Regions from separate parts of the Mus musculus genome. Here region 1 is linked to region 2. A link is a loop called in an ENCODE intact Hi-C map of the cell type or tissue named here. Cell type or tissue: gastrocnemius. All regions are shown on one strand. Links, peaks and the distances in the headings refer to the core of each region. The heading gives the core; the rest is flanking DNA.

Region 1 (9,210 bases), core at 788-8,787, 500 kb after region 2:
TTGCTGTTCTTTTGAGGGTCTCTTTAAAGAATGGCTATAATAAACTTGGCTTAATTAATTCACTCCATACAAAGAAGATTCTACCTCTGAAGCCCCATAGGAAACTGATGATATTCCCCTACCCACCTGCAGTCAACGTCTGTAGCATAGAGTGCATTAGCGGCTCGGCCGGCCTTGTTGAGTTGAACAGATTATTGGCATCTTTTATTTCTAACCTGAATCATTATTGTCTTATGGCTTCGTGATGTTTTTATTACTCTATTTGACAAATTCAATAAAACTATGACTCAGGCAGTGTTGATGTCTTCTGAATGACATTTTCAGCAAATGTTCCAAAGAGTGTGGATCTAACAGCAGCATCCTCTGAGCTAATGAAATGCTAGAGCCTGTATTATTCTAAGTCCACTGCCTTAAGCCTCAAGGAATAATCAAATGTCTGTGTACTGGAGAAAACAGAAAGAGAAAGTGAGGGTTATATGCTCTTTGGGCATTTTGGATTTGATTTGACTGCAATGAGATTTCATAACCTACTGAATAACAGAAGGCCCTTTATATAAATAACTCTCCCAGTTGAATTTGATGATGCTTAGGTTGTTTCTACAAAGTGTGACTTTGATCAAAGTTCTCCAAAGAAATGTGATCACATTCACAAGACAACCCACAAGCTCTAGAAGCCTCATATGAATATAGAACTAGAGCTGCACTCTGTGCAATTAGGACTGAGTGCCCTCAAATGGTCTAGATGTCATGGTGCCTTGAGGGGACATGTAGGAGCTACACAGCAGTCACACCATTTGTCCATTTTCCTTCTGCATCTTGTCATGGTTCAGGATTTATATGAGCAAGGTTAGGTGAGCCAGGACCTTAGACCCCTATAATAACACTATGTAATAGCAGTAACATTAGTGATAATACAAGGAGTTAGCTAAAAAAAAAAAAAGTTTAAAAATCAAAATGACAAAGAAGATTATTTGAAAAATGGGTTTTGCTATGGGCTAAATTGTATTACAGTCTCACTTACTTTAGATGTTGAAACCTAGCCCTATTGTGTGAAAAGCTACCTTAACTGGAGCTAAGGTCTTAACAGAAGTAATTTGTTTAAAATGAGACCATGACAGTGTGCTCCAACCCAACACCACAGGGCCCTCATAAAAAGAGGAAAATTTGGAGAAGAAGATGAAGACAAAGAAGACTACATAAGGATATTGGGAAGTCAAGGGGAGATGACTGCAGGAAGACCACATGAGGTTATGGAGAAGCCAGGAGAGCCCCAGGTAGATACTTACCTCATGACCTCAGAAAGAGCCTGTTAAACTCTGATTGATACTTGGCTTCTGGAACTGTGGTGTTTTATGACAATCGTTCTGGCCAAGTAATACAGCAAACTAGTTCAGTCTTAGTAGCGATGTGCCACAGTTGTCAAATATTATGGCTTAGAGTATTTAGTCACTGATAGTGTGAAATCACAAAAGTCATTTGCAACTGAGATTTGGGAGTATAAAATCAAAGAGTTCACAAACACAATGTGCTCAGTCACACTGATGTCCCTATAAATATTACCAACAATAGTAAGAATTACATAAAGCTTTAGGTTTTTGTTTACTATTAAAATATCATAAAGCCATCGTATTTTAAAATTTAACCTCTAATAATCCGTATTCATTTTTCTACAAAATAATATGATAATATGTACCATAGTATATGTTTGTGATAAATAATGAGTTAACATATACACAGATTTAGTTGAATTCTTTTTTAAAAATGGTTTATTTATTTTATATGAGTACTGTACTGTAGCTGTCATCAGACATATCAGAAGAGGGCATCGAGTCCATTACAGATGGTTGTGAGCCACCATGTGGTTGCTGGGAATTTAACTCAGGACCTTTGGAAGAGCAGTCAGTGCTCTTAACCGCTGATCCATCTCTTCAGCCCTTAGTTGAATTCCTAATCACGACTAATTGACAAAGCATGTAATTACAAAATTTTAGGATCATGTTAATGTGGCTCAGAGTTTTCTTTTCTAAATTTGAGAATTTCAAGTTCTTCAAACACTGGGCATGAGAGGGAAGTTTATCTATGGGAGTTCTAATAGTATAGACAAATTTATGAATTATTTGACTCATTCTTCTATGAAGATATTTACTAATGTATCTTGATGGGCTTCAGATTTTAAAGAAAGATTCTGAGATGACTTAAATCATTCTCTTGATAGAAAAGAAATTTTGTTAGCCTTTTCTTCATTGTTTGTTTTCTATTCAATACTATTGGTAAAATTGTCATAATTATAAAAAAAACAATCAGAGCCTTAAAAAGAAAAACTCAGGACCTTACCAACCACAATGTGGAAGTTTTTGGGTATTTTGCATAGGACAATCTAGGAGGTTCCCCTGCTTTCCCTATACAGTGCTACTCAGTGAGGTCAAAGCATCTGGGAGCAGAACTGAACAAAGTGAGAACTTCCTATGGACATGCACTTTGCAAGCAAATACAAATATCTTTTTAAGCATGTTTTGCATGTCCCGTGAATGGCTCAAGTTAGAAGAAAGATTCTATCCCCTCACATCTTCCTGTGATGAAGCCTGGATATCTCTATCAGTGTCACTCTTGGAAATAAATCATGATGGTTAATTGTCACTGACTAGTCCCCACCTCTGCCTCTTTCCCATTTGGTTCCTAGTGTTCTGTAAATTGCTCAAGTATCCAATAATTACTCTTAGAGAAAAGGTATGGGTGCAGAAATAACAAGAGAAGTAGAAACAAGTCCTGAGAACTTCATCACTAAGAGATTCATGAATGAGGTTGGTTATATGCCTGGAAAGGGACAGCCCTGTAGAAGAGACGGTAATTCTACTAAAGGTTTTTGGGACTATTTGACATGGCATTCCACTTAGCATATATACACTGAATGCCTACTAAGTTAAGAGTGTCAGAGGCTGTTCTGTATGCTTTAGGGATTAAGAAATTAAACTGGTATGTCTATGAAACTTGACGTGTCTTCAAAGGACTACAACAGAAACATAAAACTTCTATTTAAGCAGCATGTAAATGACCCGGCAATACAATGAGCCAATCATATTTATAAGAGGCGTTATACAAGACTCGAAGGAGAAGTGAGTATGTGTATGTGTATGTGTATGTGTATGTGTATGTGTATGTGTATGTGTATGTGTATGTGTATGCCTATGTGCATGTGTGTGCTGGGGGTTTGTGCACAGGGAATGATTAAGGACTTAGAAACATGTTAAATGAAGAGCAATTTAAGGAATTTGAGAGATGATGATTACATGTATGGAAGATGGGGGAATATATTCTGAGAAAGGTAGCAGTCAAATTTAGCTAGATCCAGACTGATGCTGAGAACAGAGCAGACCAAGTGTGCAGCAGAAGGAATGGTGTTGCGGGAAGTTTGAGCGAACTGTGAAGCCCAACACTGTGTTGTGCACTGGAAAACCTGTTTCTAGTTGTGGTGTGGCTCAGCCCTTGCACACATCTTTAATCCAAGAGGTTGCTGTTTATAGTAAACAGGATTAAAAAATAAAGTCAATTGTAGGTCAAGGGGTGCAGCACGAAACCAGTTGACAAGAAATAAACAGGAAAAAACCCCAAAGAGAATGAGAGGAAGTCAGGAGGACGGATAGAGAGATGCATGGGAAGTAGGTACATTCAGTTTGAGGGGTTTTGAGACAACCTAGAGAATGGAGCTACCTTTGGGAAAAATTTCTGAGGATGAAGGTCAGCTGGGTGCTTTCTCTGCCTCTCTAAGAGGACAGGCATTCATGCCAGCATCAGGCTCCTGTGTCTTTATTGGTAATGTTTGAGATTTTGTTAAAAAGAAATGCCATGGTGCTTCAGAGCTCTGAGCAGGAAGATGGCAGGAGTGGTTCATGGAGAGTGGCCCTGTGGTAAATTGCCAAAACCTGTGCCCAGGGGTAGAGATAAGTTAGCAATTATCTTAGTCAGGGTTTCTATTCCTGCACAAACATCATGACCAAGAAGCAAATTGGGGAAGAAAGGGTTTATTTGGCTTACACTTCCATACAGCTGTTCATCACCAAGGAAGTCAGGACTGGAACTCAAGCAGGTCAGGAAGCAGGAGCTGATGCAGAGGCCATGGAGGGATGTTCCTTACTGGCTTGCTTCTCCTGGCTTGCTTAGCCCGCTCTCTTATAGAACCCAAGACTACCAGCCCAGAGATGGTCCCACCCACAAGGGGCCTTTCCCCCTTGATCACTAATTGAGGAAATGCCTTACAGTTGGATCTCGTGGAGGCATTTCCTCAACTGAAGCTCCTTTCTCTGTGATAACTCCAGCTGTGTCGAGTTGACACAGAACTAGCCAGTATAGGAATCAAGGTTCTTCAAACAGCTAGCTCTGTAACATGAATTAAGTTAAATCACCTCTGAATCTATATTTTTTGTAAAACAAAAGGCATTTGTATACATAAACACTCCTAACTAAACCAAAGGGTCTGAATGTTTATAATGTTGGCCTTGTCACAAGAGGTAAAATCCATTATGTTCAGTGTATTTTGTGTAATAAATCAGGGAAATAAAAGGAGAAACCCATTGAGATTAGCATTCTCAGCAGTTAGTACAGACTGTATGAGAGAAGAAGGATGTGACGAAACCATTTGCAAGGATTTGTAAGGATTTAAAACTAATTGTGTTCTCCTTTCTGTGTGAGGAGAAAGAGAAAAGGATTGTGGATCTGAAGGTGGTGTCCGATAGATATTACAAGGGGACTGGAATAGCAACAACAACTTGAGAAGAATGTATATGTGACCTGAAACAAGAAAGAATAAATTGCTATAACGCAGTGGCTGAGCCCAGTGCTGGGAGAGGGGTTGCCTCTTTTCCAGGGAGTCACAGAAATATTTATCTGGATCTAGCCCAGTACTGGCTCTGCGGTGATGGATATACACCACTAGATACAGCTAATCTCCAACAGCGCCACCGTGTGGTACAAGGGAGCAATGTCAGTTACAAGTCCTTATGACTCCAGTTCACTCAGCTCTGCTTTAAAAGGGGAGACTTCCTTTGAAGTATGGAGTACCTTTAGCATTTAGGGACAAAGCTAGTTTGTGTGGAGGAAATGTAAAGAAGTCTGACTGAGAGACGATATAAAAAATTGAGATTGGAGGTGTAGCTTAGTGCTGGTATGCTTTGTTTAAAAATATTCAGGGCCCTGGGTTAGAGCTACAAGACTGCTTACCAAGGAGGACACATGGAGGGACCCATGGCTCCAGCTGCATATGCAGCAGAGGATGGCCTTGTCAGTCATCAATGGGAGCAGAGGCCCTTGGCGCTGTGAGGCAGGACTGGGTGACTGGGAGCACACCCTCCTAGAAGCAGAGATTTCTGGGGTGTGTGTGTGTCGGGGGTGGGAGACATCGGAAAAGGGGAAAACATTTGAAATGTAAATAAAATATCCAATTAAAAAAGAAAAAAAAACAAACAAAATTACAAACAAACAAACGATAGCAACAACAGAACAGATGGCTCATGCTTTTCAGCTTCGCATCAACAAGAGTGAGGCATGGGGATTGTTGCCAGTTACACCTGTAGTCAGAGACCCAGCCTCAAAAAAACAAAGCCCAAACCAAACAAACATGACAAAACAAAAGAATGTTAAGGCTCTCAAACTTGAAGTGTGTGTAGAGTAATTTTAAGTGGCAACAAGGATAAAATAACTCGAAACAAAAGACAGCATTTACAGTTCCCAAGGATTAGCTTTCGTTTATTTCCAAGACTCTCATTCTGTAAGGCCTTGTTAGCTTCAGTTCTCATTCATCAGGAATGAAGTGGAATGATCAAATTTTCACTTTAGATTCAACTCCAGTTCAATGACTTGGAAAAGGAAGCGCCTAGTGCTGCTTTGTCCACACTTGTCAGTATCTCTGCACTCACTCTTTTTTTTAAAATTATTTTTATTGTTATAATTATTATTTTTTATTAGATATTTTCTTCATTTACATTTCAAATGCTATCCCAAAAGTCCCCTACACCTTCCCCCAGCCCTGCTCCCCTACCCACTCACTCCCACTTCTTGGCTCTGGCATTCCCCTGTACTGGGGCATATAAAGTTTGCTAGACCAAGGGACCTCTCTTTCCAATGATGGCCAACTAGGCCATCTTCTGATACATATGCAGCTAGAGACACGAGCTCTGGGGGGGGGGGGTACTGATTAGTTCATATTGTTGTTCCACCTGTAAGGTTGCAGACCCCTTCAGCTCTTGGGTGTTTTCTCTAGCTCCTATATTGGGAGCCCTGTGTTCCATCCTATAGATGAATGTGAGCATCCACTTCTGTATTTGCCAGGCACTGGTAAAGCCTCACAGGATACAGCTATATCAGGGTCCCTTCAGCAAAATCTTGCTGGCATATGCAATAGTGTCTGCATTTGGTGGCTGAATATGGGATGGACACCCAGGTGGGGCAGTCTCTGGATGGTCCATCTTTTCGTCTTAGCTCCAAACTTTGTCTCTGCAACTCCTTCTATGGATATTTTATTCTGTATTCAGTGTCTCTAGTTTTATGTGGCGTTCTTTGATCCACTTAGACTTGACCTTTGTACAAGGAGATAAGAATGGATCAATTCTCATTCTTCTACATGGCTAGGATCAAAAATTCAGGTGACAGCAGATACTGGTGAGGATTTGGAGAAAGAGGAACACTCCTCCATTGCTGGTGGGATTGCAAGCTTGTACAACCACTCTGGAAATCAGTCTGGCAGTTCTGCAGAAAACTGGACATAGTACTACCAGAGGATCCAGTTGTGCCAGCACCAAGGGACGCCAGGGCCAAAAAGTGGGAGTGGGTGGGTAGGCGAGTGGGGGCGGGGAGGGTATGGGGGACTTTTGGGGTAGCATTGGAAATGTAAATGAGGAAAATACCTAAAAAAAAAAAAAAGAAGAAGAAATGCTAGAAAACATAAAAAAAAAAAAAAGAAAAAAAGAAAAAAAAGAAAAAAAGAAAATGCTGTATGTGGGCTCATTTCTTGGTCTTCAATTCTATTCCACTGATCTACCTGTCTGTCGCTGTACCAGTACCATGCAGTTTTTATCACAATTGCTCGGTAGTACAGCTTGAGGTCAGGCATGGTGATTCTCCCAGAGATTCTTTTATTGTTGAGAATAGTTTTTGCTATCCTAGGTTCTTTGTTATTCCAAGTGAATTTGCAAATTGCCCTTTTTAACTCAGTGAAGAATTTAGTTGGAATTTTGATGGGGATTGCATTGAATCTGTAGATTGCTTTTGGCAGGATAGCCACTTTTACTATATTAATCCTGCCAATCCATGAGCATGGGAGATCTTTCCATCTTCTGAGATCTTCAATTTCTTTCTTCAGAGACTTTAAGTTCTTGTCATACAGATCTTTCACTTCCTTAGTTAGACTCACACCAAGGTATTTTATATTATTAGTGACTATTGTGAAGGGTGTTGTTTCCCTAATTTCTTTCTCAGCCTGTTTATCCTTTGTGTAGAGAAAGGCCACTGATTTGTTTTAGTTAGTTTTATATCCAGCTACTTCACTGAAGCTGTTTATCACGTTTAGGAGTTCTCTGGTAGAATTTTAGGGTCACTTATATATACTATCATATCATCTGCAAACAGTGATATTTTGACTTCTTTCTTTCCAATCTGCATCCGCTAGATCTCCTTTTATTGTTGAGTTGCTCTGGCTAGGACTTCCAGTACTATATTGAATAGGTAGGGAGAAAGTGGACAGCCTTGTCTAGTCCCTGATTTTAGGGAGATTGCTTCCAGCTTCTTACCATTTACTTTGATGTTGGCTACGGGTTTGCTGTATATTGCTTTTATTATGTTTAGGTATGGGCCTTGAATTCCTGATCTTTCCATGACTTTTATCATGAATGGGTGTTGGATTTTCAAATGCCTTTTCAGCATCGAACGAGATGATCATGTGGTTTTTGTCTTTGAGTTTGTTTATATAGTGGATTACGTTGATGGATTTCCATATATTAAGCTATCCCTGCATCCCTAGGATGAAGCCTACTTGGTCATGATGAATGATCGATTTGATGTGTTCTTGGATTCGGTTTGTGAGGATTTTATTGAGTATTTTTGCATCGATATTCATAAGGGAAATTGGTCTGAAATTCTTTTTCTTTGTTGAATCTTTGTGTGGTTTAGTTATCAGAGTAATTGTGGTTTCATAGAATGAATTGGGTAGAGTACTTTCTGTTTCTATTTTGTGCCTGCACTCGCTCTTGGAGCTCTTGTGAATGAGGAAGGAAACTGCAAGGCAGTGGTGAGGAAAGCATAGGTTGTAAGCTGAGGACAGAACTATGGACAGAATTGCATGTGTTCTGGTCAGTTGTCATTAGGCAAAAGTCCAGACTTTTTTTTTTTTTGTGATGTCATTGGAAGACTTTCTTTCTTTCTTTCTTTCTTTCTTTCTTTCTTTCTTTCTTTCTTTCTTTCTTTCTTTCTTTCTTTCTTTCTTTCTTTCTTCCTTCCTCCCTTCCTTCCTTCCTTCTTTCTTAGATATTTTCTTTATTTACATTTCAAATGTTATCCCCTTTCCTAGTTTTCCCTTCTAAAATCCTCTATCCCCTCCCCCTCCCCGTGCTCCCCAACCCACCCACTCCTGCTTCCTGGCCCTTGCATTCCCCTATACTGGGGCATAGAACCTTCACAGGACCAAGGGCCTCTCCTCCCATTGATGACTGACTAGGCTATCCTCTGCTACATATGCAGCTAGAGCATGAGTCCCACCATGTGTTTTCTTTGATTGGTGGTTTAGTCCCAGGTAGCTCTTGGGGCTACTGGTTAGTTCATTATTGCTGTTTCTCCCATGGAGCAGCAAACCCCCTTCAGCTACTTGGGTCCTTCCTCTAGTTCATTCATTGGGGACCCTGTGCTCCGTCCAATGCATGACTGTGAGCATCCACTTCTGTATTTGCCAGGCATTGGTAGAGCCTCGCAGGAGACAGCTATATCAGGTTCCTGACAGCAAGCTTTTGTTGGCATCTGCCATAGTGTCTGGGTTTGGTGGTTGTTTATAGGATGGATACCCAGGTGGGGTAGTCTCTGGATGGTCATTCCTTCTGTCTCTGCTCTGAACTTTGTTTCTGTAACTCTTTCCATGGTCATTTTGTTCCCCCTACTAAGAAGGATCAAAGTATCCACACTTTGGTCTTCCTTCTTCTTGAGTTTCATGTGTTTTGCATATTGTATCTTGGG
Region 2 (9,210 bases), core at 669-8,668:
TTCACACATGTATAAGTGCCTGTGTTCCAAGAGGGAGCCGACCTGGTAATGAGCGGAGATGGTACCTTTATGGGCAAGAAATGGAAGCAAGAACTATGAGAACCTCATCAACCAACAGAAACTGGAGGAGAACTCTGGATTTCAACCAGGAGAAGGTTCTGTGCCTCATGACCTCTGCCACTCCACCTGTTCTACAAACTGCACAGGACATACTGATGTATCTGGAAGGATGTCCAAAGGTTAAAATTAATTATCTTCTGGTTCCTGAGGACAATTTTCTTCAGCTTTTTGTATTATCTATGTCTTCTTTAATAAACATTATTTTTCTGAGATGAGAAATGTTACATTTAAAAAATATACAGTTATTCGGCACCTCCTCAGCTTTAGATATGAGGTTAGAAAGAATTTTCCAAATCAACATTACACATAATGTTAATATGTAATGAATAATTGTGGCAAGTGGTGCAGGTGCATGTGCATTTTAGCAGAGGATTCTTTTTTGTTTACTTTTTATTAGGTGTTTTCTTCATTTACATTTCCAATGCTATCCCAAAAGTCCCCCATACCCTCCCCCCAACTCCGCTACCCACCCACTCCCACTTTTTGGCCCTGGAGTTCCCCTGTACTGGGACATATAAAGTTTGCGTGTCCAATGGGCCTCTCTTTCCAGTGATGGCTGACTAGGCCATCTTTTGATACATATGCAGCTAGAGACAAGAGCTCCGGGGTACTGGTTAGTTCATAATGTTGTTCCACCCTTAGGGTTGCAGATCCCTTTAGCTCCTTGGGTACTTTCTCTAGCTCCTCCATTGGGGGCCCTGTGATCCATCCAATAGCTGACTGTGAGCATCCACTTCTGTGTTTGCTAGGCCCTGGCATAGTCTCACAAGAAACAGCTATATCTGGATCCTTTCAGCAAAATCTTGCTAGTGTATGCAAAGGAGTAAGCGTTTGGAGGCTGATTGTGGGATGGATCCCCGGATATGGCAGTCTCTAGATGGTCCATCCTTTCGTCACAGCTCCAAACTTTGTCTCTGTAACTCCTTCCATGGGTGTTTTGTTCCCAATTCTAAGAAGGCAAAGTGTCCACACTTTGGTCTTTGTTCTTCTTGAGTTTCATGTGTTTCGTAAATTGTATCTTGTATCTTGGGTATTCTAAGTTTCTGGGCTAATATCCACTTATCAGTGAGTACATATCATTTGAGTTCTTCTGTGATTGGGTTTCCTCACTCAGAATGATGCCCTCCAGTTCCATCCATTTGCCTAGGAATTTCATAAATTCATTCTTTTTAATAGCTGAGTAGTACTCCATTGTGTATATGTACCACATTTTTTTTTTGTATCCATTACTCTGTTGAGAAGCATCCAGTTTCTGGCTATTATAAATAAGGCTGCTATGAACATAGTGGAGCATGTGTCTTTCTTACTAGTTGAAACATCTTAGCAGAGGATTCTTAAAGATGATAATTTTATAAGGGCATTTTAATAAGAAGAAGGCAGCATGATTCAGATCTGTCCATCTGAGATTATCTGCCTTTAGCTCAAAAATATAAACAATCTCCTGACCTGGAAAGGTAACTGCATTTCACTGAATGGATTTGAGAAATGTGGAGCTTGTCATACTTCTACAGACTCACCATGGTAATTCTGGCTATGTTTGGAGCACTTGGCTTTAATGTTTCCTACTGGCTTCTTGAAGGATCAGGAATTTCTTTCTCTTTGGAGTTTTTATGTAATCAACACCTTTATTATTCTTTGCTCTGCAGTTGTAAGGGAAAAATCCCAAAGAATTTGGGGCCCCATATCTGTGATATAAGGTTTAAAGAAGCATGGATCATTTTAATCTTCTGTAGGTCCAACCATACATTCTTTATTTTATCTTGTATTTTTTATTTGTTTAAATATTTTTTCATACAGTATATTTTGATCACATTTTTTCTCTCTCTCCAAACTCCTCCTAAATCCTCCAGCCTCTGTACCCACCACATTTTACATTTTTCTTCCTCCAAAAACAAAATAAATAAATAAAACTTTCCAAAAGATGAAAATCATGAAACCAAACCAACCAACCAACCAAAACAACAATAAAGACAAAACCCAAACCAAAAATCATGGAGTCTGTTTTGTGTTGGCCAACTGTTCCTGAGTATGGGGCCTGCCTTAGGAATGTGGTTGATAGACCCATTGCCACTCTATTGTAGAAAACTGATATTTCTCCTCCCAGCAACTATCAATTGCAAAGAGTTTGTTAGTTAGAGGTGGGACTTTGTGCTAGGATTTTGTCCATTTTGAACCTATGCAACTTTTGGGCATACTGCACACATCTTTGTGAATTTATATGTTCATCAACCCTGTTGTACCTGGAAGACACAGCTTTCTTGGAGATATCCCCCCATCTCTGGCTTTTACCACTTTTCTCCTCCTGCATAGATCTCTGAACCTTGGGGTAAGGTTGTTGATAAAGACATCACATTTAGGATGGAGAACTCTAAAATCTCTCACTCTCTGTAAATTGCCTACACTCTAGAACAAGTCCTGAGACAGGAAAATAGACAATAATAATGATTAAGAGCTCCCATTATTCAGTCTTTACACTGTGGCAGGCCCTGTTCTAAGTATTAACCTCTACTGTAAGAATCACAGGCATCTGTAGAATAGGAGCTTGAGGCAGGCCCACAGTACCACCATCTTACGGACTTCAAAAGCTGAGGCACAGAGACATTAAACAATTTGCCCAAGTTTTCACAAATGGTCAATTTTGAAACCATATGGCAAGTAAGATCCAGATTCCAGGGTCTGTATTCTAACTGCTCTGCTATGGTAGTTGCTCAGTAAATGGAGGGAGAAAGAAAGAAATAAAAGAAAGTATGGAAACAGAAGAAAAAAACGTCAGTAAATGGAGGGAGAAAGAAAGAAATAAAAGAAAGTATGGAAACAGAAGAAAAAACGTAATCATTTTTCTTAAGTGTTCTTTCTTCTTTTTCTTCTTTGCTTAAAGGGTCAATAATTCCCTCTGAATTCTCTTGGGAGTGCATTGAAAGTGGGTACCTATCTGTCTCTGTGTTAATTACATGTGTAAAAAGTGTACTTTGGTACCCACATCTTTTGTTTTGTTTTGTTTTGTTTTTCGAGACAAGGTTTCTGTGTATAGCCCTGGCTGTCCTGGAACTCCTGGAATCCGCCTGCTTCTGCCTCCCGAGTGCCGGGATTAAAGGCGTGCGCCACCATCGCCCGGCGTGGTACCCACATCTTAACCTTTCAAAATAGATGGGTCATTTGGGATCCACTGTATGAACGGACGTTGAGCTTGTAAGAAATGTTTCCCATAGAACTTTCTTTTTTTTTTTTTTTTTTTTTTTTTTTGTGACATACCTCCTCCAACAAGGCCAAACCTCTTAGTCCTTCCTAAACAGTTCACCAACTGGGAACCAAACATTCAAATATATGAGCCTTTGGGGTTCATTCTTTCTCAAACCACTGTACTGAATTAATGATTTTTTTTAAAAAAATATGCTCAATTTTGATGTATTACATGGTAAATGTCAATCAAAGAAGACAATCTAATTAAAAGCCCTTTGAAGTTGTTGGTGATGTGTCAGAGTGTGAGGAAATCTGGAGATTTGAGAATGCCCTTCTGACACATAGTGCTTAAATATGGATTTATATTACTGTTAGTAATGACCCTCAGATAACTGCATAATTGAGACTTAGCCTCAGAAGTTTTTACTAATTACCCAGTAGTAGCCTGCATAAGGGCCTATTAAAACTCTTTCTGAGGAAATCACTATGAGTCTATTGCTGCAAACATAGGCCTTGTTTTTTAATATTTATTTATTTACTTATATTTTACTTTTTTTTTTTTTTTTTTTTTTTTGGTAATGAAACTTTATTTTTTTTTTTTTTCCCCTGAGCTCTTGACTCTAGCTGCATATGTATCAAAAGATGGCCTAGTCGGCCATCACTGGAAAGAGAGGCCCATTGGACACGCAGACTTTGTGTGCCCCGGTACAGGGGAACGCCAGGGCCAAAGGGGGGGAGTGGGTGGGTAGGGGAGTGGGGGTGGGTGGGTAAGGGGGACTTTTGGTATAGCATTGGAAATGTAAATGAGCTAAATACCTAATAAAAAATGGAAAAAAAAAAATAAAGTTTCATTACCCATAGAACTTTCTCCAACCCTGAAACACAAGGGGGCAGTATTTCAACAGCTCTGGGATTTTGGACACATTAAAGTATGCTTCCAGTGATTTCTACAGGGGAAAGAATCTTGTTGGACTGATTATTTCAGCTCAAGAATTTTAGAGTCTAGGGAAGGATGCATTTTAATGACTCTAGGGAACAGATCAAATTAAACGCATCATCCAGGATTTTCTTCTCTAGCTCCTCTCACCTGCTTTTGTAGAGCTTCGGTCGGCTGCATGGATTTTGCCCCATGCCTTAAATCACACTCTTTGCTGGAGAACCAAGGGCCAGAAAAAAAAAAAAAAACCCAAACAAACAAAAAACAAAAACCACCACAAACCACAGCAACTTGCTTTGGTGCAGATTCTCCAAGGTCACCTTCCAGAAGGATAAACTTATGAGACATTGGAAATTGTGTGACTGGGTAGCTCATTTGCTGCTGGATAGAAGGACCACTGAAGTGGAAAACAAACTCTCATGTGCCACCTGCTGGTGGTCTACTGAGGGTGACATATTTATCTAAGCATTTTACCTATGTGATCTCTGATCTTACCCCCAAAAAACTTGCAAAAACAAAACAAAACAAAAAAACCTTACAAAAAAAATACTGCAAATTTTGCAAATGAGGAAACAAACAGACAGTGGTTAAAAATGTGCTCAAGGTCACAGAACTAGAAGTGTAAATTTGAGACACCAGACACTAACAGTCTAAGTTTGGAATATAAATGGCATCTACATAAAGTCTGCATCCTTTATGCAAGCATTTGGCACAAGACACTAGTCCACAACATTGGGTCAATACATTGACTTTTTGAGTTAGAGAATGGGCTGAAAAGAAAACAATAAAAACACAAAACAAAACAAACTAGGACTCCTCTAAGCTATCCTGTTGTTCTGTGTCATGAAGGTCCTGCAGATCCAAACCTCCTGATTTCGTGGTAGCTGAGCTGGTCAAGCCATCACCTCTCCAGTTCCCACAGCACCAGGATGAGCTCCCCAGCACTGCCTTGGCTAGCTCACCCAATGACTCAGTTGGCAATGGCCAGGGACAGCTCTCCTGTCCTCAAGTCCAGCTCAGTCCAAGCAACTCGAATCAGATCTACTGAGCAGCCCAGGTGAGCTGTGCAGCCAACTCCTGACTGCCACCAAGGATGAGGGACAAGGAGGACATCTCTCCTGTGATCATGCCATCTCACGACTGTCTTGTTTTTTCACAGGAGTGGTTTCTGCTTAGTTTTATGGTAAAACACAGAAACTTACAAGTGAGTGTTATAATTATCTTCTTAGCTTTATGCTTCCAGATAAGAGACAGAAATGATTTTTAAAGGCAGAATGAACCAATCCATCAGAACAAGCAGCTGTAATCTGATTTCAGAGCAATCTGCATGATAACAGCTGACTAAGGAGAAATAATTTCTTATCACAGTGGGATAACATGAAAATGACTTTAAACTTCAGCCTCTTTTCCCTCACAGAAAGTCATAGAAGTCAAACAGAATCTATTTATGAGTGGGAAAGGCAATGGTGTGATGTTTTCTCTTAGGTTATTTTCAAGGGGACAAAATAAATACTTCACCCTGTATGGCCTAAATTCAAAACTTAAAAATGTTTACCAACTTCACACAGAGAATGATGTTAAAGGAAAAGGATAAATTTTATTACAAGGTGTATTAGTCAGGGTTCTCTAGAGTCACAGAACTTATGGATAATCTCTAAATAGTAAAGGAATTTATTGATGACTTACAGTCGGCAGCCGAATTCCCAACAATTGTTCAGTCGCAGCTGTGAATGGAAGTCCAAGGATCTAGCAGTTACTCAGTCTCACGCAGCAAGCAGGCAAAGGAGCAAGAGCAAGAGCAAGAGCTAGACTCCCTTCTTCCAATGTCCTTATATTGTCTCCAGCAAAAGGTGTAGCCCAGATTAAAGGTGTGTTCCACCACACCTTTAATCCCAGATGAAAGGCATAGCCCAGATTAAAGGTGTGTTCCTTAACTCGGAGATTCAATCTTCTGGAATCCATAGCCACTATGGCTCAAGATCTTCAAACCAAGATCCAGATAAGGATCTCCAAGCCTCCAGATAAGGGTCACTGGTGAGCCTTCCAATTCCGAATTGTAGTTCATTCCAAATATTGTCAAGTTGACAACCAGGAATAGCCACTACAATCCACCCCTTGTCAACTTGACACAAATAATATCTCATGTTCACATGAAACAATAACAAGGCTGTAAATACGCCTAACATGATATAACTATCCCTCGTACAATCGCAAACGCATTAGTAAATTTACAATGGGCATTCATATTACTTTATAATCCTCGTTTCTGCAACTGGTTACGTGGCCTTAATTGGTATTTATAACTACCTTCCTCTACTACCCATTCTGTATTTCCTTCACCTTCAGCCAGCACCTCAGCAGGTCTTGGCTCTTTTCCTGGAGGATTGACCCATACCTTCATTCCTGATGGGTCTGCGTCCTTTGTCATCCTGCTTGGATTAGGCTGTTGTAGTTTCCCATTGACTTTAATCACAGGACATGGTAGTACTAAGAGACGCCCTAAGGGATCTCCTGCACTCCAGACATAATCTTGCTTACCACCATTGTGAAGAGGTAATCCAATTTCCCCATGGTAATCTGGATCTATCACCCCTCCTAACACTGTTATTCCTTTTTTAGCCTGTTGGTTTAAGGGCATTAGAAGCCCAAAATGACCAGGGGGAAGTCTGAGCTTCCAGTTCAATGAAATGTTTGTTGTAGCTCCTGGTAGGAGCACTCCCCTCTCTGGAGCCAAAACTTCTAAGCCAGCAGAACCTAGAGTTATGGGGACAGGAAGCAAAAATTTTCCTAGAGGGTCACTAGGAGTGATAGTAAGTGGAACTATTCCGTTTTCCACCCCTTGATTCCTGGACCCATGAATCCTGGCTATGGGTGAAACTGTACCATATATCGAGCGCTGATTCAAAGCATATACTGCCTTCTGAAGAACTCTGCCCCAGCCTTCCAAGCTGTTACCACCTAATTGGCGCTGTAACTGCGTCTTCAAAAGGCCATTCCATCTTTCTATCAGCCCAGCTGCTTCAGGATGATGGGGAATGTGGTAAGACCAGTGAATTCCATGATCGTGAGCCCACTGTCGTACTTCTCTGGCTGTGAAATGAGTTCCTTGGTCAGAAGCAATACTGTGTGGAATACCATGACGATAGATGAGGCATTCTGTCAGTCCGTGAATGGTGGTTTTAGCAGAGGCATTACGTGCAGGAAAGGCAAATCCATAACCAGAATAAGTATCTACTCCAGTAAGAACAAAACGCTGTCCTTTCCACGAAGGAAGTGGTCCAATGTAGTCAACCTGCCACCAGGTTGCTGGCTGGTCACCTCGAGGAATGGTGCCATATCTGGGGCTCAGTGGTTTCTGCTGTTGGCAGATCTGGCAATCAGCAGCAGCTGTAGCCAGGTCAGCCTTGGTGAGTGGAAGCCCATGTTGCTGAGCCCAAGCATAACCTCCATCTCGACCACCATGGCCACTTTGTTCATGTGCCCATTGAGCAATGACAGGGATGGCTGGGGAGAGAGGCTGATTGTCCACAGAACGGGTCATCTTATCCACTTGATTATTGAACTCCTCCTCAGCTGAAGTCACCTTTTGGTGAGCATTTACATGGGACACAAATATCTTCACATCCTTTGCCCATTTGGAGAGATCTATCCACATACTTCTTCCCCAGATGTCTTTCTCACCAATTTTCCAATTGTGATCTTTCCAAGTCCCTGACCATCCAGCCAATCCATTGGCTACAGCCCATGAGTCAGTGTATAATCGTACATCTGGCCATTTCTTCTTGCAAACAAACTGTAATACCATGTGTACTGCCCGAAGTTCTGCCCACTGTGAAGATTTCCCTTCACCTGTGTCTTTCAAGGTTGTCCCAGAAAGGGGTTGTAATGCTGCAGCTGTCCACTTCTGGGTGGTGCCTGCATAACGTGCAGAGCCATCAGTAAACCAGGCTCTAGTCTTCTCCTCTTCGGTCAGTTGATCATAGGGAACACCCCATGAGGCTATAGGTGCATGCTTGGCAGCAGATGGCATTGTAACAGGAGTAGAAACCATAGGCATTTGAGCAACTTCTTCATGTAACTTGCTTGTGCCTTCAGGACCTGCTCTGGCCCGATCACGTATATACCACTTCCATTTGATAATAGACTGCTGCTGTGCACGTCCCACTTTATGACTTGCAGGGTCTGATAGTACCCAGCTCATGATGGGTAGTTCAGGTCGCATAGTGACTTGGTGTCCTATTGTCAGACGTTCAGTTTCCACTAAGGCCCAATAGCAGGCCAAGAGCTGTTTTTCAAAGGGAGAATAGTTGTCTGCAGATGATGGTAGAGCTTTGCTCCAAAATCCCAAAGGCCTTTTCTGTGATTCACCTACAGGGGCCTGCCAGAGGCTCCAAACAGCATCTCTATCAGCCACAGACACCTCAAGTACCATCGGATCTGCTGGGTCATATGGTCCAAGTGGTAGAGCAGCCTGCACAGCAGCCTGGACCTGTTGAAGGGCCTTCTCCTGTTCCAGGCCCCACACAAAGCTAGCAGCTTTCCGAGTCACTTGGTAAATAGGCCTAAGTAACACACCCAAGTGAGGGATGTGTTGTCTCCAGAATCCAAATAGACCCACTAAACGTTGTGCTTCTTTCTTGGTTGTAGGAGGGGCCAGGTGCAATAACTTATCTTTCACCTTAGAAGGAATATCTCTGCATGCCCCACACCACTGGACTCCTAAGAATTTCACTGAGGTAGATGGTCCTTGAATTTTGGTTGGATTTATTTCCCATCCTCTGATACGCATATGTGTTACCAATGAGTCCAAAGTGGTTGCTACTTCCTGCTCACTTGGTCCAATCAGCATAATGTCATCAATATAGTGCACCAATGTGATATTTTGTGGAAGATCCAAACGATCAAGATCCCTTCTAACTAAATTATGACACAGGGCAGGAGAGTTAATATATCCTTGAGGCAAAACTGTGAAG

What was found. Peaks named below come from ENCODE experiments on the same cell type or tissue, not always from the same donor. Only the 100,000 strongest peaks of a DNase experiment are listed, where the experiment ranks them.
Region 1: a loop joins it to region 2, with 6 times the contacts of the local background. A loop is called at or near these places in 9 of 42 quality-filtered maps.

What each region holds. Positions count from the first base shown.
Region 1 is chr12:45,167,192-45,176,401 of GRCm38, forward strand. No RefSeq gene overlaps it. Among named protein-coding and RNA genes, the nearest start is that of Gm24731, 63 kb to the left of the region's middle. In gastrocnemius, for the core only: a CTCF peak has its summit at 4,958 (motif pointing left); a DNase peak (open chromatin) is centred at 4,946.
Region 2 is chr12:44,670,520-44,679,729 of GRCm38, forward strand. No RefSeq gene overlaps it. Among named protein-coding and RNA genes, the nearest start is that of Gm33548, 250 kb to the right of the region's middle. In gastrocnemius, for the core only: a CTCF peak has its summit at 4,195 (motif pointing right); DNase peaks (open chromatin) are centred at 3,222, 4,222, 4,615 and 5,232.